Regions from separate parts of the Mus musculus genome. Here region 2 is linked to region 1. Evidence: chromatin loops called from intact Hi-C (ENCODE). Cell type or tissue: left cerebral cortex. All regions are shown on one strand. Links, peaks and the distances in the headings refer to the core of each region. The heading gives the core; the rest is flanking DNA. Region 1 overlaps Cachd1 (cache domain containing 1). Region 2 holds the start of Raver2 (ribonucleoprotein, PTB-binding 2).

Region 1 (12,096 bases), core at 2,293-10,292:
AAGCCCCGTGGAAGCCAAAAGCAGTTTGGTGGATCCGTGGCAGCAGCTTGGAGCTGTGATTTCAAAAGAAATCTTTTAAGAACCACAATTTTACAATTTTAAAATGTCTCCCTTTACCTGTTTTATATTCTCAGAGTAAAAAAGGAGACATCTTAAAATTTATAGTCTTTAAAACAAAGAGAATAAACCCATGCCTCCCTAAACTGGAAGGCTACGGTTATAATAGTAGATTTCGTAGAAACCTAAGGAAAACCATCACATGGGAGGTGGAAATGAATTCTAAAGGAATGAAGTTTCTTTGAAAGCATCTTAGATCACTGCCCCTTGAAAGAGGGGACACTATCACAGATGACATTTTTTTTTTCTAGGAAGTGACATAAATAAGCCAGAGAAAGATTTCTTCATTTCCCCAATTCCATTCCTTTCCTTTCCTTTCCTTTCCTTTCCTTTCCTTTCCTTTCCTTTCCTTTCCTTGTTTGTTTGTTTGTTTGTTTGTGTGTTTTGTGGATGAGGACAGTGGGCAGATCACCAGTTAAATTAAGAAACACAACTCCTTAATCAGAGAACCACATCGCACATAACAGCCAGGGTGAAGGCTGAGAATCTCTCAGTTCCTTTCCCCTCCCACAAAGTTTGAAAGTTCAATAAATAGTAGAAAAATAATCCTTTACTTAGAAATTTTGAGATGCATCGTTTAGAGCCTAAGGTGAGCTCTGTACAGTAATGGTGGTGTCCAGGTACCGCTAGGAAACACGGGAGTCCGTCCAGCGGCTGGTAGCATCTGGCGTGCCACGTTCATGGGCCTCGGCTCCAGCTTTCTTCCAGTTAAGGGACTGAGTGCTTCTGGTGCTGGGAGCACTCCTCCGGCTCAGTTCCCTCTATGTTTGTCTGTGTTGGCGGTGTGCCTACGGTCCCATTCCATCATGTCAGGTCAGTTCATCAGGCTCCCCCTCCGTTACAGAACCAGCATCAGATCCCCACAAGCCAGTAGGCAGCAAACCAGTGGAACCACACTGGACAGAGTGCGTCACGTGACAGGGCTGTATGCCGGCTCATTTCTTCGCAGAGAATTCTGTGTCACGCAGGGCCACTCTGCTCCGGGAGGCGAGAGGGTTGTTAGCACTCAGCATCCACAGTGTGCACGGTCACTGCCGCCTGCAGGTGGTGGCTGTGATGGAGAGTCGGGTGGTGTGGGCGGTAGTGGTGGAACTTGTGGCTCAGCAGGGCTGCAGTCTGAGGCGGGGTGTCCAGGTCCAAGTCGTCATCATGGTTCCCTACGTCCACCCCAGCTGACAAAGGGTCATTGTTGCATGGAGGGTTCTCGCTGTCTTCCTGTGGGCTCATGGTGCTGTACCCTAGAAAAGGAACAACATGGCCTCAGGACACAGGACACAGACCAGACTGGCTAAGACGGGCGTGCAGTCCAGTGCTTGCAACACTTAGGTGCCAACATCTGCACATCACCAGCAGATGCTGAAGTATTTTGAAGTTAAGGAGAGCTAGAGAAAACAGGGTTTGCTTGTTTTTCCTAAAAACTATTAACCACAAATACACAACTATATTAAACAGCAGAGAAAGTAGGGGGAGAAACAAGAGTCATTACTCCAACCCCCCAGGCCGATGACAGCCCCACTGTGAAATCACCCCATATGCCCTATTATCTGTAGGTACCATCCTGGCACATGTCTCCAGCAAAACACAGGTCACTGATTCCAGCTTAACAGCTAGGCTCTCAAAGCCCACTGTAGTAGGGAGGTGGCCAGAGAATGGAAGGAACTGATCCAAGGTTCTAGCGCTTAATGAAACATCAAATTTCCATCTAACCCAGAGCAACTAGAAAGGAATCAACTATTCTCTGTGTGAGCCGGCTCACTATGTTTAAAGATTCATTTCTTTCGGTATTCTAAGTGATACATGTTTTAAAAGAAAATACCTTAGTTGATCAAAGGGTTCCTTTCCAAGAACCTTGGCATGTTTTTAAATATTGAAAAAAAAAAAAACCACACAAACCTCTTCTAAATGTTTTGAGAAGTGACAGCTCATTAATAGTTTCCTGGCCCCTCAGTGTCAATCAGCCATCACCCATGGGTAGGGACTAGTCACATTTGTGACTGCAAAATTGATGTGCTTGCATTCAGCCAAGCAGGATGCACGGCGTGGTTGAAAATGCCTGCTCTGTGCAAACGAAATAAAGGCAAGTCTAGGTCCTCAGGAAAACATAACTCAGCGGGAAGAACTGTTGAGCAGCCCCAGGCAGAGGGTGTTTACTGGGCATCTCTTAGGTACAGGTCACTCTGCTAGTGACTGGAGGTACTTCCCAGCCAAAATCCTGATCCCAAAGAGGGAGATAAGCCACCAGTGTTTGAGTCAGGCAAGAGCACAGGCCACTGGCTCACTCTTTTACTGTGGGCCACATTAGGGTAGGGGTGACAAGTGAAATAGACTTATCTCCCTTCCTTAGCGACTCAAAGTGAGTAGGAGAGATGCTTCCTCAAATGTAGACCATGGTGAACGAGAGTGGTGAGGTTTCCCTGAAAGCAAGGTGGACTAACTGATCCCGACTAAAGGAATGAGGAGGGGTCACCCCACTTCAAATGGGTAAGACTTTGGCGAAGTGATCCAAGGAAGGAGACAGAGGCCAGCCCCAGAAGCAAGGAACTGTGAAATGATTCCTCTACTGCATGCCTTGGACGTGTGTTAGACAGTAGCTGGACTGCAGGGATGTGAGAGGTGGACAGATAAATTAGAGTTATTGCACGATGTGTATGCTGGCATAGACAATAGGTACACGATCTCCCTATAAATGGCCAGCCATGAATAACCTGTGGTCAGAGAGACCTACTGGCAGTTTGGAGGATGGATGAAAGGGCAAACAAGAGACAAAGGAAGCCACTGCACAGCCCACTGAAGGATATGGGAAAGTGGGACAGGGCCGATTATAGAGGTTGCTAGGCAACCAGGTATGGGTGTTATACGGTAAGGCGACTGGCTATAACTCGAGTCAGTATGATGGCAGAGGAGACCTGGGGATCCCCTAGTGTCACCAAAGCATGACTTGTTTGGGACCATCTTGATGCTGAGAGCCTGGTGTACACACACACACACACACACACACACACACACACACACACACACACCCTTTAGAGGGACATTTGGGGGTCTCCTATCAGATATTTACATTATGATTCACAACAGTAGCAACATTACAGTTATGAAGTAGCAATACAATAATTTTAGGGTTGGGGGTCACCACGACATGAGGAACTGTATTAAAGGGTTGCAGCCTTAGGAAGGTTGAGAACCACGGCCTTAAAAAGGATTGGCTACCTTGGGGAAATGGTGAAAAGCTGGGCCTGGGGAAAGCAGGCAAGGCTGCTGGGTAGGAGGGCTGAGGCTAGGCTGAAAATGATAGCTGAAACCACCAGCACTTAGTGGCAGGTACTGGGGGTGTATTGACACTTGTCACCACAATCTGAGCAGAAGCCAGGTACTCAGAGAATTGGAGGCTGCATCCCAGACCTCCAGTCCATGGTGGACAGTAAGAACGCTTAAAGGTGGAGAAGCACCTAACATCAAGAGATTGTTCCTGGGAAGAAGCAGAGCTTGGGGGCCAAATGGACCAACCAGGTAAAGGGGTTAGAGGGCTTGACATCCCTGTAGATGGTCCAAGTTTCTAGAGGAAACAGTGACACTTTTATCCACGTTTAAGCGATAGAGGGCAGGGCTAAGACTACATTGTGAGATGGGAGGCCAGACTCTGAAAGATGCTAGACATAGGTCCAAACCACACTGTCGTTTGCATATCAAGGAAGGTGTCAATTAGCAAAGCATTTAAGCTGTTTGCCTAGATGCCACCCAGGTGGATCTCATCTCTGGTCACTTCCAAGTGCCACAGTAAGGGACTGATCATTTATTTAGCACACCCAGTGTAAGTTCCTACCTTCTCAGATCCTACTGCTATGCTTCATGCTTCTCTGTGCCTTAGGTCTTCTCCACTAAGTCTTCCATGCCCACCCCCCGACCTGCCTCAGGTCTTGCGAGCCACCTGGGTTTGGTGTTCCTTTGTCTCTCTGCATGGCATTCTGTGACTACCATATTATACTGAAAACAGGTTCTTTGTTGACAGATTGCCCCATTGTTTTGGTTTATTATTTTTGGAGATATGGTCTTGCTACATAACCCAGGCTAGCCTGGAACTCACTAAATAGCCCAAAATCCTCCTGCTGTGCTTCATGTGCTGGGGTTAAAGATGGTCACTGCTTTGCCTGGCTAGCCAATATTTCTTATTTGCTGCCTCTGCACTCCTAGCATGGAACACAGTGCCTCACACAAAGGAGATAGTTCACAGCAAAACCAGCCAGGTCCGCAGGTACAGATCTGTTAAAGGCATCTTAGAAACTGAGGCAGGAAGATACAGGCTCAAGGCTGGTCTGGGCTACAGAGCAACTTCAAGGCCAACTTGAGCAACTTAGATTCTGTCTCAAAATAAAGTTAAAAAGGGCCAGGAAGATACCTCAGTGGGAAACCACTTGCTTGGCATATACAAGGCTTTAGGATCAGTCCCCCAAACTCTAAAAAACAAGCAAGCCTTCGCACACTATAACTCCCCAAGTCATGACATCAATGTGTCTTCTCTTCCCCGTCGCTTTCCCTAGCATGCCAAACACTAGTCTCATATAATTAGGAAGATTTGGAAATCCATTTTTTTTCCTATTCAATAGTTTTTAGTCCAGAGATTTTCTATAACTATTTGCCTCATTGTGTTTGGATTTGAGATTTCCCCAGAGGCTGTTGTGTTGGGGGCTTGGATATTGTTTATTGTGCTTTGGGAAGGGGCTCAACCAAGATGGCTCCAACCTCATCTGTGGACTGATCCCTTGATACATTCAAACCATGCAGCATTAGTGGGAGCAGGTCGGAAGTAGGTGGTGGGGTCCAGTTAGAGGAAGTATGCACCTGGAGGCTCGCCCTGGAAAGATATACCTCACCCACCATGAGGCCATCACTGTTTGCTTGGCCGGGGCCCAGAAATAGCATGCATGGCTAGCTAAGCATAGACTGAGACCCGTTAAACTGTGAGCCAAAAATACGTTTCCCTCTCTGAGGTGGCTTCTCCCAGCATCTGCAAGTGATGAGAAGTGTGCACCGACATGACTCATTCACTCCACACTTTCCGAGTATTTAATTACATGAATGGGAATCCCCAGGGCACAGCCAGTGGCAGAGCAGCAGGTAAAACAATGCATGCCCTTTTCTTTCTCTTTAAGCCTGCTTTTGTGGGTGTATGTGGTAGTCGTGTGAGTATGGGTGTGCACGTGTGGAGGTCGAAGGACAATCTCTAGTGTTGGTCCTTACCTCCTCCTTTGCTAGAGGCAGGGTCTCATTTGCTGCTGTATACACCAGTCTAGCCCTCCCACAGGCTCCTGGGGATTCTCCCATCTCCACCTCCCATTTCACGATGGGAAAGAACTCTGGGCTTATAGATGGGGCTTTTGTGCCTGGCTCTGTGTGGGTTCTGTGGAAACTCAGGTCCTCACTCCTTGTGCAGCAAGCGCTTTGCAAACTACAGAGCCTTCTCCTCAGCCCACAGACACATTTTCTCATCCAACAAATAACCATTTACTCGATGCCAGGCAGTTGTGCTGTGTACTGAGAACTGCGAGGGATCACGGAAAAAAATGTTATCTGAACACAAAGGACCTCTGGCAGCAATTGCAAAGGCATATGTAGAAAAGCATCTATGGAGATAGCCTCAAGTAAGATCCACACTTTAGGAATGAGGCCAGGCACCCATGAGGAATAGAAGACCAAACTTGGCTTCTGTAGTTTAGCATTCTGCTTATGTGTTTATGTTCCACTTCCTGAGACACTGTTACTTGGGAAAACCCAAGGTTCCTTCAGGGACTCACTCGCCATCTAGTGGCCACAGGCAGTAACTTCAGGAGAATAGTTCCAAAATATGTCTGCTTTTGACTAGGTTTTTGTTCATCATTCAAGGATGAGGGAGAAATCCCATTTTCAAAAAGAAAAGGTTGCCTAGCGATTGCACACACACACACATACACACATGCACGCGCATACACACTCAAGGAAAAATTATCTGTCTAAACTCGGCTGTGAAGTTTCTAATGAGGAAGTAACAGCAATATAAACTCACAAGGGGCAAATAAACACATGCTGGCTGCTTTTTTCAACTTAAAAATAATCCAGCAGATACCAGACAGAACTTGCTGTTTTCAAGAGAAATATGAGACAAAGCAGACAGACACACGGTTACAAAGCTGTTTAGTAAGTAGCTCAACTTGAAAGGCTCATATGCTGCCGACAAGAACAAACACTTTTAAGTTGTCTTGGGATATTGATGAAAGTGGGGTTGGGGTATTCGCAACACAAGAGTATTTGCCTAGCATGCACCAGATCCTAGTTTTCATTCCCAGCACCAAAGGTATAAAACCTTATGCTTTAAAACATGTCCTCACGAACTATCTCTAACAAGTTTCCAAGCAATCGAAATTTTCATTCTAGGAACATCATCACTATGCAGCTTACCAGGGGCCTAGGTGTTTAGCACTCTAGCATACGCATGCGTGTGTGCACACACACACACATGCACGCACGCACACTCAGCATAACGTAGAAGCCTGGCACTGCTTTCTCCTGAGCTCCAGCCCTTCCTTGGATCATGAACTACTTTCCCTTTCTCCTTTGTTCACTCCAGGAGTCTCTCTCCTTCCCCCATGTATGGATCTATGAACACATCTGCGCGTCATTTCTGGGTTCCCCTAGAGTATTAGCAGGGAGGAGAGAGCACAGGTGCAACCCCCCCCCCCCTGCTCCCACCGTCCCATGCCCTTTAATCTTCAAGGACTTTACCAGGTAGAAATTTTATTCCTGTTATTTATGTATGTATTTATTTTCGAGACAGAGTGTCCCTGTGTAGCCCTGGCTGGCCTGGAACTTGCTGAGGAGTAGATCAGGTTAGCCTCCACATAACAGGATCTGCCTGTCCCCGCATCTAGAGTTCTGGGATTAGATGTGTATTACCACAGCTGGCCATTCTACTTTTAAGAATCAGGAAACTAAGGACTAAAGTAGCTCGCTAGAGTCTCAACAAGAGGTGATAGACTCTAAAGTGAACTCATCCTTGCCTCGAGGGTGTCCCCCAGCCCCACATTGTCCAGTGCACAGGACACGCCCAGTACAGGAATGACACACAGGACCACCACTCAAAACCATGTTGACAAAACAATCAATTCTATTTTCTCCCTTAATGTGCACGTAGATTTTATCCTGCTGGCATGGCAGGGCCATCCACGTGATGGGTCACTTTTGGTGTCATGCTGTATAGGTTCAGGGATACGACAGCCTACCGTTAGGCTCCATTGATTTAATGATGTATTTTGGATCTGGGCGCCATCAACACTCTGCACTTCCTTTGGTGGTGTATTCTGTCTGCATGAGAAACTATTTTTTTTATTCCTTGGGGATAATAGAAATCCAATTAGTGGGAGATGAGCGACTGTGAGTCCTTTGCTGCCTCACTGGCTCAGGTACTCATACTTCACGGGGCACTTTACCTAAGCTGCTGCTTCATGCTATATCACCAAGACAGTGGAAGGAACTGGGAAACACATCGTTACTCCAGATCCTAATTTGGTATGGATGCCACGGGAGAGGGAGAGCTGAGAGCTGGTGTTTCTGCTGAATAAGAAATTATTTCTGCTGAACTTTAGTAGCCCTGGAACCTGCTTTAGTATTCAAAAGAGAAGGCACAGAATGACCTAGCAGAAGAACTTAAGCAGGTTCAAAGGATTCTTTTGTTGGGGGTGGGGTGGGGGGGATAGGGGAGGCAGGAAGCCAAGAAACTGAAAAATTTAAGTTCTGCCTCTGTTCTCCATAGAAACCCGAAGGTTCTATTTAGTCAGCGGGAACAATGTCATTCAAAGCTCAATACACAGCCTCTGATTTACCAGGCTGGGCTGCAGCATCTCACATCCTCCAAGGGAAGATTGCATCCCTGAGGTGGTGTCAGGGGACTATTGGTTGCTTGGAGGGATGTCATCTTCTGTGCTTTTTGCATACAAATAGAGATACAGTGTTTGAAGACTTTTTTTTCTTCTTTTCAGGATAGGTGTGGGAAAAGCCAAGATTTAAAAAAAAAAAGGTTAAAGTAATTATCTAAGCATATTCAAAGACTTAGGTAGTTTTAACAATAAAGCATTCTTTTCTTGGGTTCTGTTTTTGGTTGATAGTGGCAGCGAGGCTCAGACCTGACACACCTGCTGTCCCAGACACAATAAGCAACAAGACACCAAGAACGTGAGAAGCCCTGCACGGTGGCTGATGTTTGGGAGAGGACGTGGGACTTCCCATGACATGGGTCAGTGCAAATGGTTGTTCTTAATCAAAGCTTTTGAGCCTGGAAGACATGGCCAGAGATGGGGATGGGCAATGCTAGAAGACAGCCTAGATTTGTCTATGACCCAAGAGTATGATGCTGACACTGGTCCACCAGCAACAGGAGGTCCTGGGACCTAAGGGACCACACCTTTAGTGACAGACACACATATACACCCCGTTAGAAACATTATTTTGGAAAGTTCTGGGAACTCTGGGAGATGAGACCTGGATGAAGGAAGTGGGTCATTGGTGATTGCTCCTGATTTATATTACCTTGACTATTTTTCTGGTGTATGCCCCCGACTCCATCCACCCTGGGTAGGATGGTCACAGCTGTCTTCTAAGACTGCCCCTGCCACTATGGTGTTTTACTTAAGATACAGGCCTAAGCCATAATATGGTTGCTTAGCAACCAAACTGAACCTCTTAACCTTGAGCCAAAGGAATAATTCCTCCCTGAAGTTTTTTTCACCTGGTATTTGGTTACAGATATGAAATAAGTGTCAAAAAGGTCTCGATGAATTCAAGGCCAGCCTGGCCTACAAAGTGAATTCCAGGACAGCTAAGGCTATATAGAGAAGAAAAAAATTTACACTTATTTGTGTATGTGTGCCTGTACACTGTGGTGTGGGGCAGTCAGAGGTAACTTGGGGGAATCAGCTCTTTCCTTCTGTCATGTGGATTCCATGGATTGAACTCAGGTCATCAGGCATGGCTGCAAGAATCTCTACCCACTGAGCCATCTCACCAGCCCCCACCTTCTCGATGGAGAAAAACTTGAAAGCAATCTGTGTGGTCAGGGCCCTTTAGCTTGACACTTTTCTCAAACCATGTCATGCTTGGGTGTATCCTTTGGGGAAACTATGTCAAAATAAATTAGCTTACGAACAGAACAGGAGAAAGAGAGAGTCAGTCTGTGCCCGCCTCCCACAGCATAGCCCAGGCCTCTGGGAGCTCGAATGCCGGACACCAGATCTTACCATGATCACTTTCAGTTCCCGAGCGGCCCCAGTAGCGTCGCCTCCTTTCTGGACTGTGTACGTGTCGCTCCATGACTGCAGCTATGAACCGGGTGTTGCTGACTGTAGGACGTCACGGACAATTAATGTCATTCCTGTGCCAGTGCCTTCATTGTTCAACCCCCTTGCTCTGAGCATGCCCACTCACTCACGTGTTGGAAGGGTCAGTCTTTCAGAAGTTAGAATAAATAATTTTTAAAAGAATCCTAAGGATGGGGGTGGGGGAAGCTGGCTTAGGGCTGATGCAGGGAGGGGCGGTCAGCTGCTTATCTCCAGGCACCAGCAGGCTAACGTCTAGGCAGCGAAAGGCCATGGGAGTTCAACATCAACAGAAGTCTCTTTTAAGAAAGAAAGCACTTTTCCATTACTCTGAGATGTGTACACTAATTAGGGGACTAAAAAAATTTTTTCTAGAAAGTTCTCTTTCTAAAACAACATGTTGGAAAAGTCATGGGGCGAGAGGCTTTAGGTCAAAGAAAGTGTAAAAGATAACATCCCAAAAAAAAGAGATATTCTGAAACAAAGCAGAGACCCACACCTATTCCTAGTGAAAAGGGGAGGAAAAAAAAATCTACCATGTCAAAGCTTCTGAAATTTTAATACAAGCCAAAAGGACATAAGAAAGAATATTTATTTTGGATTAGCCTCCCGCTGACACACGAGGCAGGGGGTGGCAGATACTCACTGATGCCTCTGTCTTCATGACTGTCATCGTCTCTTTCATCTCTGTCATTCTCCAGGTTGGACATACGCACTGACATTTCTGTCCATCATTAGAAAGAGAGAAACATGACTATTTAATCAAACAAAACCATGGGCTTTAATACCCTGCTGAGTGATGGTTTGATGGCTAGGTGACAGCATTCCGTCAAGAATGAGTTCAGGGCAGAGGATGGAGGAGAGTGGTAGAAAGCTCTCCTCAAGTGTGCTGGGTTCTATCTCCAGCCCCTCAAATAAAATAAAATAAAATAAAATAAAATAAAATAAAATAAAATAAAATAAAATAATGAGCTTGCAAGAGAATGAACAGATGCCTCTGTCTGATACATGGGTGGGCAGAGACAAAGGAAGAACAAGAGAATAAGGGAAGAGCATCTAGAATAGTGTTCTGGAGAAAGAAGAAACGGGTGGAGGCCAGCTCATTGTTAATCTTCTATCAAGTGCTTAAGCAGAAGAAGTGGGTCTGAAGCGTTACTGGCTGAGCCGTGAAAAGGCTCCAGAGCTGCATACAGGTGCAAGGCCACACTGGATGCGGCCACCCTGAGTCTAGCCGATTCTCAGGTAGGTATACCTTTCTCTGTGGCTATGCTGTGTCAGGTCTGTCGTCATAGCAACACCTAACACCAACTTGTCACTAGTCCTACAAGCTGAGCTAAGTGGACAGGAAAACTGTGAGTTTCACAAAGGGCAGGCTGACATATCTCTGGGGACTTCGGGAAGGGTGGGAATGGCTTTGAGTACAGATGGCAGACTCAGATGGCAACAAGGTCACGAATATAGGCCAACTCTTTTTATAGTTTGCTTCGATGATTTATTCTGTTTGGAAAGATCTGATTATTCTAATGTACAGGAAGGCCATTGGATAGATTCAAATTCTTGCTCATAATGATCTGGAGGTCTCTGATTTGCTTGGGTTCAGACCTGCAAGGGCAGCATGCTGACACCCTGTGGGTCAGCACGCTAGCTGCCCAGTTCATGTAAGCCACGGAGTATGTGAGGGATGAGGATGCCGGCAGTATCTGGAAAGGGCCTGGTATTTTCTGGGTAATCAAAATGGGGCATGTGGAATTTAGGCACTAAATTAGAAAGCAGGCTTTGGGGACATCAGATGTCACGCTGCTCTACGATTTCTGAGAGGCCTATTCAAATCGCTGCTCAACAACCTCCAAGAGGCTTTCTGTACTCACCTTGAGCAGCAAGAGGTGACATGTGCTGGTGGCTGCGGCGATGGATCTGGTGGCGGTAAGCATACACGGCAAGGACCAGCACCATGATGCAGCCCATGATGCCTCCGGCCACAGGGCCCACCGGAGCACTCTTAATCATGTTTAGTGTGATCACCTCATCACCTGCGGAGAAGAAATGAATGGATGTGTCGTGTCAGCATCTCACAAGTGCAGGGAGAGGTGGGCATGGAGCAAGCGTGGTGGGAGGGAAAGGAGAAGAGCAGAAGGGTTTGGTGGATAGCCGTGCTATGCTCTAAATTCCTCACTGACACACAAGAATGTGGGAGTGGAAGCTTCGTTTCATTCCTGATTCTTAAATGTTGGTTGCTACACAGAGCAAGAGCACCGATACTAAGGGCTGCTGCAAAGAGTGAACAGATGAAAACCGTTTACGCACATGCATTGCCTAGTGCTGATGCAGTCCTGGCTACCCTCAAGAGGCAACAGCACCTAGTAGAGAAAGGTGAGGTGGGCTTCTTGGAAGGACACATGAACTAAGGGATATGAAGTACACACGTCTATGGTTCACAGGCCACGTTGCAGAGGTGTGGCCTCCTGCAAGCACAGACAATACCCCTCTGGAGTATATTTGTGTGAACGGTGCCCTTATCTGGTTCAGCAGTAACACAAGAACTCAAACCCACAGCCCCGTAGGAGAGAATATAGCCTCCCTTCAGTCAGGGTAGATGTGTAGACATTTAAAAGCAAGATACAGGGCTGTAGAGACAGCT
Region 2 (12,096 bases), core at 2,389-10,388, 72 kb before region 1:
AGAGCACCTGGGGCATGTTCTCTAGATCACCTGGGGCATGTTCTCTAGATCACCTGGGGCATGCTCTCTAGATCACCTGGGGCATGCTCTGTAGAGCACCTGGGGCATGCTCTGTAGATCACCTGGGGCATGTTCTCTAGATCACCTGGGGCATGCTCTCTAGATCACCTGGGGCATGCTCTGTAGAGCACCTGGGGCATGCTCTGTAGATCACCTGGGGCATGCTCTCTTTAGATCACCTGGGGCATGCTCTGTAGATCACCTGGGGCATGCTCTGTAGAGCACCTGGGGCATGCTCTGTAGATCACCTGGGGCATGTTCTCTAGATCACCTGGGGCATGCTCTCTAGATCACCTGGGGCATGCTCTGTAGAGCACCTGGGGCATGCTCTGTAGAGCACCTGGGGCATGTTCTCTAGATCACCTGGGGCATGCTCTCTAGATCACCTGGGGCATGCTCTGTAGAGCACCTGGGGCATGCTCTGTAGATCACCTGGGGCATGTTCTCTAGATCACCTGGGGCATGCTCTCTAGATCACCTGGGGCATGCTCTGTAGAGCACCTGGGGCATGCTCTGTAGATCACCTGGGGCATGCTCTGTAGATCACCTGGGGCATGCTCTCTAGATCACCTGAGGAATGCTCTCTAGATCACCTGGGGCATGCTCTCTAGATCACCTGAGGAATGCTCTCTAGATCACCTGAGGCATGCTCTGTAGAGCACCTGGGACATGCTCTGTAGATCACCTGGGGCATGCTCTCTCTAGATCACCTGGGGCATGCTCTGTAGAGCACCTGGGGCATGCTCTGTAGATCACCTGGGGCATGCTCTCTAGATCACCTGGGGCATGCTCTGTAGATCACCTGGGGCATGCTCTCTAGATCACCTGGGGCATGCTCTCTCTAGATCACCTGGGGCATGCTCTCTAGATCACCTGGGGCATGCTCTCTCTAGATCACCTGGGGCATGCTCTCTCTAGATCACCTGGGGCATGCTCTCTAGATCACCTGGGGCATGCTCTCTCTAGATCACCTGGGGCATGCTCTCTCTAGATCACCTGGGGCATGCTCTCTAGATCACCTGGGGCATGCTCTCTCTAGATCACCTGGGGTATGCTCTCTCTAGATCACTTGGGGCATGCTCTCTCTAGATCACCTGGGGCATGCTCTCTAGATCACCTGGGGCATGCTCTCTCTAGATCACTTGGGGCATGCTCTCTCTAGATCACCTGGGGCATGCTCTCTAGATCACCTGGGGCATGCTCTCTCTAGATCACCTGGGGCATGCTCTCTCCAGATCACCTGGGGCATGCTCTCTAGATCACCTGGGGTGTGCTCTCTCAATTATGTGATGCTTTTGGTACATGCACTTAACAGACCACTGATGCAGGCCTCCAAATAGTCTTGTAGAATTCGGCTTCAACAGCACAGAATAGCATTTCTGAAACACTTTTTGAGAATTTCTGCCAACACTCAAAACTTGAGGAGGCTATGGTGTCCCAGAAATCCAGAAGTATGTCTCTTTCACAGTTCTCAGTGGCCTTGTTACACTGGGAATGCAGTAATGAACACCAAGCAGCCAGAACTGACAAGTTAACTCTGCTTAATGACATCAGAAAAGGATAACAAACAATGAATATGTAACTTAGAGAAATAAAATATTTTTTAAATACTTAAGTTTTTTACTGTATTTGTGTGTTTGCCTGTGTTTGTGTGTGCATGCATGCATGTACCAAGTGCATGCCTTATGCCTGACTAGGCCAAAAGTGGGTATAAGGGATTGGAGTTATGAATGGTTGCCTAGAATCCAGGGCAAGACTATTGGGAATGGATGGATCTACAGAAGACATCCGGAGTGGTGGGTTAGGCGGGGGGGGGGGGGGGGGGGGGGGAGTCATAAATCTTAGATTTCCATCGTATCATGTCAAACTACTCAGAGGTCATGCCTAGGAGGATGGAGGGATGGCCCGGCAGCTATAAACATTGGGTGCTCTCACAGAGAACTTGGGTTTGGTTTTTGGTGCCCTCAGGGCAGCTTCCAACTCGCTGCCTATAACTTCAGTTCCTGGCATTCCAACACCTCTTTCTGGCCTCCATGGGCACCAGGAACGTACACAGTACACATAGATACAGGCAAGCAAACATACACTAAACTAAAAATAATAAAACAAAATAACAACAAGAGAACAGGAGCTGTGGAAAGCCATAGGGTAAAAAATGGACACTTTCTCTAAGTGTCAAATCTCAGGGGAAAAAAGAACATTTTGTGATGAAGTTATTCTAAATCACTTTTAAATTCAGTGGTCCTAGTAGAACATAAAATGGGAAATTTTCAGACAGAACACAAAACTTGACCCAGCTTCCCTCTCACAACAGTCAAATGAGAGCCACTGTTTACTACTATGATGAGTGGTTTAGGCACTGGTTCTGGGTAAACGAAGCCAATGGTTTTCTGTAGGGTCATTTTTTATTTCTTTTTCATGTGTCTATGTGTGTGCGGGTGCAGGTGACATGTATGGGCATGCTTGTGGAGGCTTAAAGTTGACACTGAATGTCTTCTGTAATTGTTCGCCACTCTGTTTAGGCAGGATCTTTGGCTAGACCCGGAGCTCAATCTATTTAGCCAGCTCGCCTTGGGGACCCTGTGTTTCTGTCTCCTGGGTGCTAAGCTGCACAGCTTTGGGTTCTAAGGATTCGAACTGCAGTCCTCACGCTTGCACAACAGGCACATTATTCAACAAACCATCTCCCCAGCTGAGGATTTTTTTTAAACAAGAAAGGGAGATGGGATTTCTCTCAAGTGACACAGTGATACTGTACAAAGGACAGGCTAGGACGTAAGAGATGGGAAGGACCACAGATATGACAAACAGGAAAGTTATAACCATGTCTTCAAAAGGTAAAGAGACCTGATCCAAAGCTGGGACTGGGTAAACAAGAGAGCCAAGCAGATTGCAGAAAGTGACAGAGGCAGACCAGAGAGAGTCTGACTGACTGCACAGTAATATGAACATAAAGACTTTAATATGTGTGTATGTATGTGTGCTTGTATATACTACTTATTTTCCCCAGTACTGGGGACCAAACCCAGACATTTGTTAGGCAAGTACCCTGCCACTGAGGTATAATCCCAGCTCTATCTGTGTTTACTTCTTAATTGCGAGACGGGGTCTCACTAAGTTGCCCTGGCTGGACCTGAAACTTGCTCTGTAGCCGAGGATGATCTTATTCTTAAAGTGCTTCTGCCTCAGCCTCCCAAGGAGCACGCATCACAGGGCTGTGCCATCAGGTCCAGCAAGATCTTATAATTTGTATTTCTCTATTTCATGCATGTACTTCTAAAGGTTTCACTTTTAAAGTACTTTCTATAAATATTTAAGTCACAGAAACTGTGAAGCTGTAGGCTGTCGTCACTGTAAATGTTATACAAATATGTGAAAGAAATTCAAATTGTATTTTAAAGAGCTATGTTTAAGAAGAAATTCCCCAGAGGCTGGGGAACTAGCTCAGTCGGAAAGGTGCTTGCTTTACCAGTCCTAAAATGTCATTTAGATCCTTGGGATCCCAGTGGTGTGGAGGTAGAGACAGGAGGACACTGGGGCTTGCTGGCCAGGCAGCCCAAACTAATGGGTAAGCTGCTGACCAATGAGAGACTCTGCCTCAGAAGAGATGGACGTGGAGGAGAGGCTGGAACAATAGCTAAGTGAATAAAGCACTTGTTGCTCTTGTAGAGGACGGGGGTTCAGTTTCCAGCACCCACCCAGAGGCTAATAGACATTCACAACTAATTCCAGTTCCAGAGGAGCCTGATGCCCTCCGCAGATCTCTGTGGGCAGCAGGCATCCACATGACATACATAACAGAAACTCCCATACACATAAAATACAAGATAATTAAATATAAAAAAAATTACAAAGTTGAAAATTAAAGCTGAATGTGTTGGTGCAAGCTTTTAATCCCAGTACTCAGGAGACAGAGGCAGGAGGATTTCTGAGTTCAATGCCAGCCTACCTACATAGTGAGTTCCAGGACAGCCAGGGCTACACAGAGAAACCCTGTCTTGAAAACTAAAACCAAAACCAAAACCAAAAAAAAAAAAACCAAAAACAAACAAACCACTCATTATCACACAAAAATAATCTATTGGACTTCCTTTTTGTTATCTTTTGGAAGTTAACATACTTACACCTAATTTACTTACCTAGGTCACACTGCCATTTTTAGTTACAAACACGAACAGAAAACTGGCAAAGCTAATACACGTATTGAGGACGAGGGGCTTGGGGTAAGGGGCAAAGAACATGCTCCAACACGTGAGAGCAAAGGCTGATGTGTTTAGATTTCAAAACTGTGTATCAGAACCATCAAAACAGTTTATTCTCCCCATTACTCGAGAAAAGATCCATGGCAGAATCAGTCAGGAGATATTTGCTTCGCCACTGACTGGCAGCTCTGTTTTGACTTTTGAGTGAATCTCTCCAGTTCTTTTAAGTGTGTATGTGTTGGGGGGGGGGGCACATGAGAATTGAGCTTGATGCAAAATTTAAATGACTTTACTGAGACATCTTAGTTTAAATCAATTTTATTCGCTCATTTATGCAAATAAACTAGCTACTTTTTACAGAAAAAATCCTGAGATTTAGAGTAGCTGTAAGTTTAAAACCGAGGGGGAAAAATGTCCCTACCCCCAAACAATCGCAGATGTGAGTGTCTAAAAACCTTCTGTCAGCATTTAGATGAGGTAGGATTGAAATAGTTCCTCAGACCCTTGGGTTTCTTTTCCACCTCTTTTGGGAACAGAAATGCAAAAGCTAACAGTGAAGCAAGAACACACAGAACAGCCTTGAATTTGCATTAAGTGTTTTTAGACTTCAGGAAGGGGAATGTTACAACAGAAATAGCTGACATTCTGCAGAGGAAATCCAGACACTTCTCCATCTTCTGCTAGCTTGTCTATCACAGAGTCCATAGTTCTTTAATTTGTTCTGTAGATGCCATCTGCTTCTCCCAAGCCCCCCTCTCCCTGAGCTCCACGGAGACCTTCCCCATTCAGGAGCAGGAAGGCTGTTTTTCCAGTGTAGAGGACCTTCAGGTGGCAACCCAAAACCACCACCTGACAGAGGGAAGTAGGCTCTGTGGCACCTCTTAAGTTGAATGGTGAGATGCCACCACCTAAATACCTTATGAGGTTGTAGGCTTATGTTTATTATATCTACAGAAAGTCTACCAATGGTAATGAGGTAGGCATTATCATATTCTATAAGTCACAGAGAACATGCAACTGTCACTAACCAGTCCTCTTGCAACTCTGTATGAACTCTGTATGAGGAATTTCATAACAGAATAGGGTGGGTTTATGAAATTCCTTCCGTGGTCCGACCTATCAAGGCAGATCTAGTTTACACCAAATACCTATACATGCAACGTACAAGCATCTTCAGGAAAACTGTAGGAAACCTAAAGAATGCTACATTGTTTCATGTTTTTGATAAAAAACAAAAACAAATGCATGTGCATACTTGTGCACAAGAAAAGGAAGAAAGACAACATGGTTATAGTTCAGTTGGTAGAGTGTTGCATGCATTCATGAAGTCTTGGGAGTAATAAACACACACTCTCTCATGCATGCAGGACTGTTGCGCCGAGCCTGTGGTACACACCTGAAATCCTAGCACATGGTAGGTGGAGAAAGGAGGATCAGAAATTCAAGGCCTGCCTGGGGATACTTGGCACGCTGTCTCAAAGAAAGAAAGGAGAGGAAAAGAGGGAAAAACAGAGAGAAAAAAATGGGGAGGGCTATGAATGAGAATGAATGAATATGAATCCCGAGAAAATCCTTCAAATTCTCTAGCGCTCCTACAATAAGATTTTAACTTTCGCAATCAGGGAAAAAAAAAAAAAGAAGTTAAGTCGACTCGGGCTTTCTAATCCAAGAAGCAACAGTTAATCTGGATTAAAGACTGCGAGCTGCTTAGCTTTAAACTCCGCGCAAGCACAGAAACAAATCCTGCCATACTTGGTTTGGCAGAAGGCTGCAAGACTGCCGGCGCAGTATCAGCCTCTGCTCTCTGCGGCCTTAACAAGCGGAGCAAAGTTGTTTCATACAAACTTGGTCAAGTGCTTCTGCAGAAGAACTCGCCCAGCTTTCCCGTGACCCCGCCCCCGTGGCAATCCAAGTCCCCAACACCCTACGCGGGACCCCTTCCCTTCTCGAGGGGCTCCGGAAGCCAGCCCCCTAAATCTGAGCTCCTCAGCTCCCCACCACGCGCCTTCACCTTCAACACCGCCTTGGGCTGGAGGGAACACAAAGTACAGACCAGACGTGGCAGCATCCGCCCCAGAACCCCCTGACCTTGCACGAGCCGCTCCGCCTTGCCCAGCCTCAGTTTCCCAACACGCTGCTCTCGCTGGCTGCAGAAAGGCTTCGTCGAGGCAAAGGGCTCTGGGCTCGGTGCGCATACCTCCTTCTCTCCTAGGCGCCGGGACCATTACGGTCTCCTCCGGTTTTGCGGTGTCCCCAAACCCGCCCCGGTCACCCCGGCCCGGTGCCCATACCTGGGAGCTGCTGTCCTGGGGCAGGTTTTTCACTAGGATTTTCCGCCGGTTGCTCAGCTCCCGTCGCATCCGCTGCAGCCGTGCAGCCACCTCCTGGGGGTGCAGCGCAGCCACCTCCCCCGGGCGCAGCGCGGGCTCCGCGGCCTCCCCCGCCGTCCCAGCAGAGGGTCCGGATCCCGAGCCCGCGCCCCCCGCGCCGCCTCCCCGCGCCGCCATCTTCCCGGCGCCCCGCTGCAGACTCGGAGAGGCCGGAGCGAAGCGGGAGAGAAAGCGGAGAGGCCGCGCGGGGGCGAGGCGGGCCGGACGCGGAGCAAGGGCGCGCGGGCGGGGGAGGCGCCGCAGCCGCCGACGCGGGAGGGGCGGAGCCCGGAGACACGCCCTATCCAGCCACGCCCCCGACGCTCCGCCCCCTCCCCCTGCAGGACACCTGCGGAATCTAGGACGCGGTAACATGGTGGGACTCGAACCCCTACCAACACTACCCCTAGCTCGCCGCGCTCGGCCTCGCCTCTCAAATCCGAGGGCCTCAGGCGCCACTGCGCAGGCCAGAGAACTCCTGGCCTCAATTCTGACACATCAAGAAGTGCGCATTTGGCAAAGTTAAGTTTTCGATGAAAAATAACATATGAGATTTATCTAAAAATATTCTGGGGGAAGGTTTGGTATTATTTAGTAAGACCTGAGCATAACAAATTTTCCTGGTTGTGTATAAGAAATCATTATCTTTCATCGGTCCCTTTGCGGCCTAAGATGACAACCTGGCTAGTTGTATTTGCAACACAAATCAAAGCTGAAACAAAGACTAGGACAGCTTCGGCAGAAGGCAGGGGAATAAGTTCCTTGATTATTTGAATTGAAACTTGGAAGGAGACATACTGTGGAAAGATATACCTAGTTAAAGTGAGATCTACAAAATATAATAAATACCCTTCAACTCTCACCAGCTGTAATGACTATTAGCAAATAGGAACACACACCTTACTTAAGTGTGCCCCATGAAAATGCACAAAAAAAAAAAAAAAAAAAAAAAAGCCTGTTTAACCCAGCAAGTGATCTGTTAAAGGAAAATGCTTTAAATATCATGAAAGGGCTGGAGAGATGGCGTATCGCTTTAGGGCACTTGCTGCTCTTGCAGAGGACCACAGTACTAATTCGAGTACCCAAGTCAGATGGCTCACAACTACCTGTAACTCTGCCTCCAGCGGATCCAATGCACTTTTCTGGCTTCCAGAGAAACACACACACACATCAAATGAATAAAATCATAAATTCAGTACTGAGCAGGTGCCACCCACATATTTCTAAGTATGTTACAGTGCTTCCCTTTAAAAAAAATCCAATTAGGCAAAGCTTATTTTCTTCCCATTACACATGAAGAAATGGAAGCTGGTGTGATTAGGCTCAATGTTCTAAATATTATAAAAATAAGTCATCTGTAATCACTCTACCCCAAAATTACGGTTAATAGTCCTCAGACTGTTCTAGAATACTTACATCATTAACATGAGTGAGGGCGGTGCCCCAGTATTTACAACCCTATTCCCTAGACACAGAGAGAAGATCCAATAGGCCTATTACAGTCTGTACCCACAGTGGAATATTGTTCAGCTATAAAAGGAAGGCGAAGGCTGCCAAAAGGTAGGTGAACCTCCAGATCATTAGGTGAAAGAAGATAGAGACGACAGTCACTCACTGTGTGATTCTTCTCATCAGGTAAATCCACAGAGCAAAACCAAGAGCTAGGCAAGGGTTGAGCAGAGCAGGCCATGGAACGCAATGGCTCCACTGGCTCACATGTCCCCGTGAAGCAATAGACATGTTCTGGAACTATAGAGAGGTGACGGTTGGCAAAAGCTGTAAATGCACCCAGTACCGCCGCAGGTCGTTTTTTAACTGATAATGGGAAGTACACCTTATAAACATGTCAGCTTATTTTTTTTTTCATGTTGCTCTGATTTAAAAACAAAACAAAATCTCCAACCAAAGCAAATTAAGGGAGAAGAGGCTTATTTCAGTCCACCATTCAAGGACAGAGTCACCCTAGCAGAGAGGTCAATGTAACAGAAGCTTGAAGCAGCTGCTCACAAGGCATCCACAAGCAGAAGCAGAGAACAGTGAGTGCATGGTCTCAGCTCTCTCTCTCCACTTCAGGATCCCAGCCAGGGAGTGGGAACTCCACAGGGCAGGGTGCCTGCTTAGTACTTCTGTTGACTTGACACAAGCTGGAGTCATCTGGAAAGAGAGAACCTTGATTGAGGAATTGCCTCCATCAGATTAACCCATAAGCAAGTCTGTGGGGCACTTTTTTTTTTTGGATGAATGATCATTTTTATTTTAAACTTTATCCTTTTGAACTTAAAATTTCATGCATCTTAAACCTAAATGATGCATGGTTTTATAGAGCTGAAGGACTTTGAAAGGGATAGTCTTCAAAGTGGGCCAGAACCAAGAATAGCCTCAACAAGTGCTGTGTACCCAGACTCACTCATTAAGGTTCAGAACGTATATTTACCCAAATGAGCACCGTCTCCTTGACAAACATCTATTAAAGGTCTGCTAAGTTCTAAACAATAGATATATAAAGACACTGAGAGTTCAGAAATAATACAATAAGCATCCTGACTGATAAGGGCCAGGCCTCACTGGGAGAGAATCATATAATGATTATAATTAAGTGCCGCTAATGAGTTTGCAAGCAGAACTCCAGGGCAGCCCTGAGAAGCAGTGATCTGAGTGACGTCAGCGATGCTGCGTTTGCTTGAGGTCTTTCCCCAGCGGCTGCTAAGTTATTGACTTCAAAATCTACAGCAAATTATTCTAAATGAACTGTTGTTTGAAGTCAAGCCTGGCAATAAATCATCTCTCTCTCTCTCTCTCTCCATTCTTCCTCCCCCCTTCCTGCTGTGATGACAGTTATTCAGGTTTCAGATCAACAATCCTTTCTTGTTACTTTTGTTCAACTGTTTTCAGAGAATTTGGAAAAAGTAACTGTCCACTGATTACACATTTTAAAACGGAATTGGCAGAGAGAGAGAGAGAGAGAGAGAGAGAGAGAGAGAGAGAGAGAGAGAGAGTATGAAGCTACGGAGACTTGGGAATTCCAGTCTTTATGATTCAGAAGAGGTCCTTTCACCATAGGGTTTAGAGCTGACTCTAAATTGTAGCTTCTACAGAAAAATAAGGAGCACGCTAATCTGAACTCTTCATGGAGTGTAATTATCAAGCTGCAATGGATTACCAATATCCATGGGTCATTATCACAGTCTACATAATTACCTTGGGCTTAAAATAGGAGCTATGTGTTCACTTCAGCCTCCTTTTTTTTCTTTCTTTCTTTTTTTTTTTTTTAATGGGTGGTTGAGTTGCTTGTTTTTAAAGATTTGCAATTGGGGAAAATCTCAAAGAGGTATAATAAGCCTTATTACTTCTAATAAAAACAACCTCTTGTATTCAAACATTATAATTATATATCATTATAATATAGATTAAAATTAGTTAAATAGGGCTGGGGAAGTTGCTTAGTTGGTAGAGGGCTTATTTAGCATGCAGAAGCCCTAGGTACCATCACCAGTACTGTATAAACCAGGGGTGGAGGCACACAGCGACAAACACAGCACTCAGGAGGACATTACAAGTTGAAGATTATCTTTGACTACATTGTGAGTTTGAGGCCATTGTGAGAACACATTATTCGACTGCAGGGGGATGGAAGGAAATTCAAAAAGAGAGAGGGGAAAAAACCAAGAGAAAGGGAGAAGTTGAGTGTGTTAATTATAAGAGCATTACATTTGACTATTCCACACTACGGAACAGCTGTCTAACGTACCAGACATAGCCCTGGACAGGGCACTTGATTTGATTTTTATTCAAAAGTGAATCTCTCCCTAAAGTAATTACATCTCAGGAATTTCTAGCTTTGCTTGGTTAATACTTTTAATAAAGTGCTCAGTGGCTCCGCCTCCGCCTCCGCCTCCGCCTCCGCCTCCGCCTCCGCCTCCGGCTTGATTTTTGACTTGGGGAGATCGTCCTGAGAAGTCAGGTCTTCTCACACAAGAAGTTTGTGTGTGAGATGAGGCAGTCCTGGGACAGAGCATACAGAGCACTGAAGGTATCAGTAGCACCAAGGTGTGGCGTTCACAGTTCCAGCTGTTAGAGGCTGATTCCGTTTTAAGTGAACAGCTTGGCGAGTCCAGGGGGAACTGGAATGGGGAATGTAGTGACTTTCTGGCAGAGAAATGGCCCAATAAGTTTAGCTTGTTGAAAAACAACTCTGAAAGCAGTGGAGGAAATGAGTGCATTGTATGCTAGGAATCTTGTAAGACAGAGGGAAAAGATTTCCCTGGAAGTTCCTACTGAGAAGATTAAGCCGGAGAGCCATGAATGCAGACACTTTATGTAGGTTATCCGAACCTTTATTCTCTCCCTTTAATGTGATAGTGTTTGAACCCTATAACTGACTTGCCATAGAGCTAAAATGTACCTTTTTGCCAATGAGGAATGCAAGACAAGGAAAGCTGGATACATTTTCAAGGACACAGCAGGTGGGCCACCAAGTTCCTATGTAAAATCATCTACTTTTAGGACTCAGATATATCATAGTGTGAAGGTGTAGCCACAGAAAGGGTTGAGTATGTCTGAGTTTCCTGAGATAGGCATGATAGTGTTAAGTCCTATAGATGCAAGAGAGGCAGGATCCAAGTCCAGTGATCTCAGTGCAATTTTGTGTAACTGGAAGAGCTACTTAAAGCATGAGAAAAAGCCAGATGTGGTAGTACATCTGTCATGCCAGCATTTGGGCTGCTAAGAGGTTTATTTTTTTTTAAACTAAATTTATTTATTTCATTGTGAGTGTGTGTGTGTGTGTGTGTGTGTGTGTGTGTGTGTGTGTTCGGATGCCACAGAATACATGTAGAGATCAGAGGACCACTTGTAAAAAGCCAGTTCTCTCCTTCTACCATGTAGGACTCAGGAATTGAACTCAGGCAGCCAAGCTTGGCACCAAGTGCCTTTACCCACTAGACAATCATGGACCATGAGCGAATATTTAAATGTGCTAAATCTCAGCCACTTTGTCTCTAAACACACAGAAGTCAGGTACTGAAGGCCACTGGGAAGATTTGCTGAGGGAATCTGCACAAGGCTCAAGGGCCACATAAGTATTAATAATGCTAAGGAATGTCTTTTATTTTCTTAAACCCATGGTGACACACTCAGTTGTTGGCAGAGAATGGCATTACTGATTTAATGTGAGATGGGAAGGATGCCACAAGAAAGAGAAGACTCAGCTCAGGTAGCAAAGACTCCAAGCTCAACTTAGGCATCTGAGTTTCAGCTAACGCTGGACACAGGATATGCTCTTGCTGAAGACAGTCTAGAAGGTGTGAGCTAAAACAATTATACTCGAAGATTACTAAGGCTGCGGTCATGCATTGAAAAAGAAGTTTAAGAAGAAACAGAACTTCGTTGAATAACCCAAGGTCCAGAGGGATAGGGAGCCCAAAGTGTTGTGCTCTTTGCAGGCTCTGTTTGCACCCTGTGAGCCC

What was found. A loop is a pair of places that touch in the nucleus more often than their neighbours do. Peaks named below come from ENCODE experiments on the same cell type or tissue, not always from the same donor. Only the 100,000 strongest peaks of a DNase experiment are listed, where the experiment ranks them.
Region 2: it touches region 1 in a loop (2.3-fold over the local background); 4 of 42 quality-filtered maps call a loop at or near these places.

The regions. Positions count from the first base shown.
Region 1 is chr4:100,992,121-101,004,216 of GRCm38, reverse strand. It overlaps Cachd1 (cache domain containing 1), which reads right to left. Exons shown (of 27, transcript NM_198037.1): 24 at 11,327-11,488; 25 at 10,105-10,182; 26 at 9,381-9,482; 27 at 468-1,355. The coding sequence ends at 1,117. Among named protein-coding and RNA genes, the nearest start is that of Raver2, 71 kb to the left of the region's middle. In left cerebral cortex, for the core only: a CTCF peak has its summit at 5,917 (motif pointing left); DNase peaks (open chromatin) are centred at 5,120, 5,898, 7,717 and 7,916; H3K27ac peaks cover 802 bases.
Region 2 is chr4:101,063,787-101,075,882 of GRCm38, reverse strand. It overlaps Raver2 (ribonucleoprotein, PTB-binding 2), which reads right to left and starts at 6,845. Exons shown (of 12, transcript NM_183024.1): 1 at 6,554-6,845. The coding sequence starts at 6,769. Gm35956 (a long non-coding RNA gene) reads right to left here and starts at 6,546. Exons shown (of 2, transcript XR_867959.2): 1 at 863-6,546; 2 at 1-770. In left cerebral cortex, for the core only: a CTCF peak has its summit at 6,984 (motif pointing left); DNase peaks (open chromatin) are centred at 6,138, 6,416, 6,890, 7,831 and 2 more places; H3K4me3 peaks cover 1,754 bases; H3K27ac peaks cover 604 bases.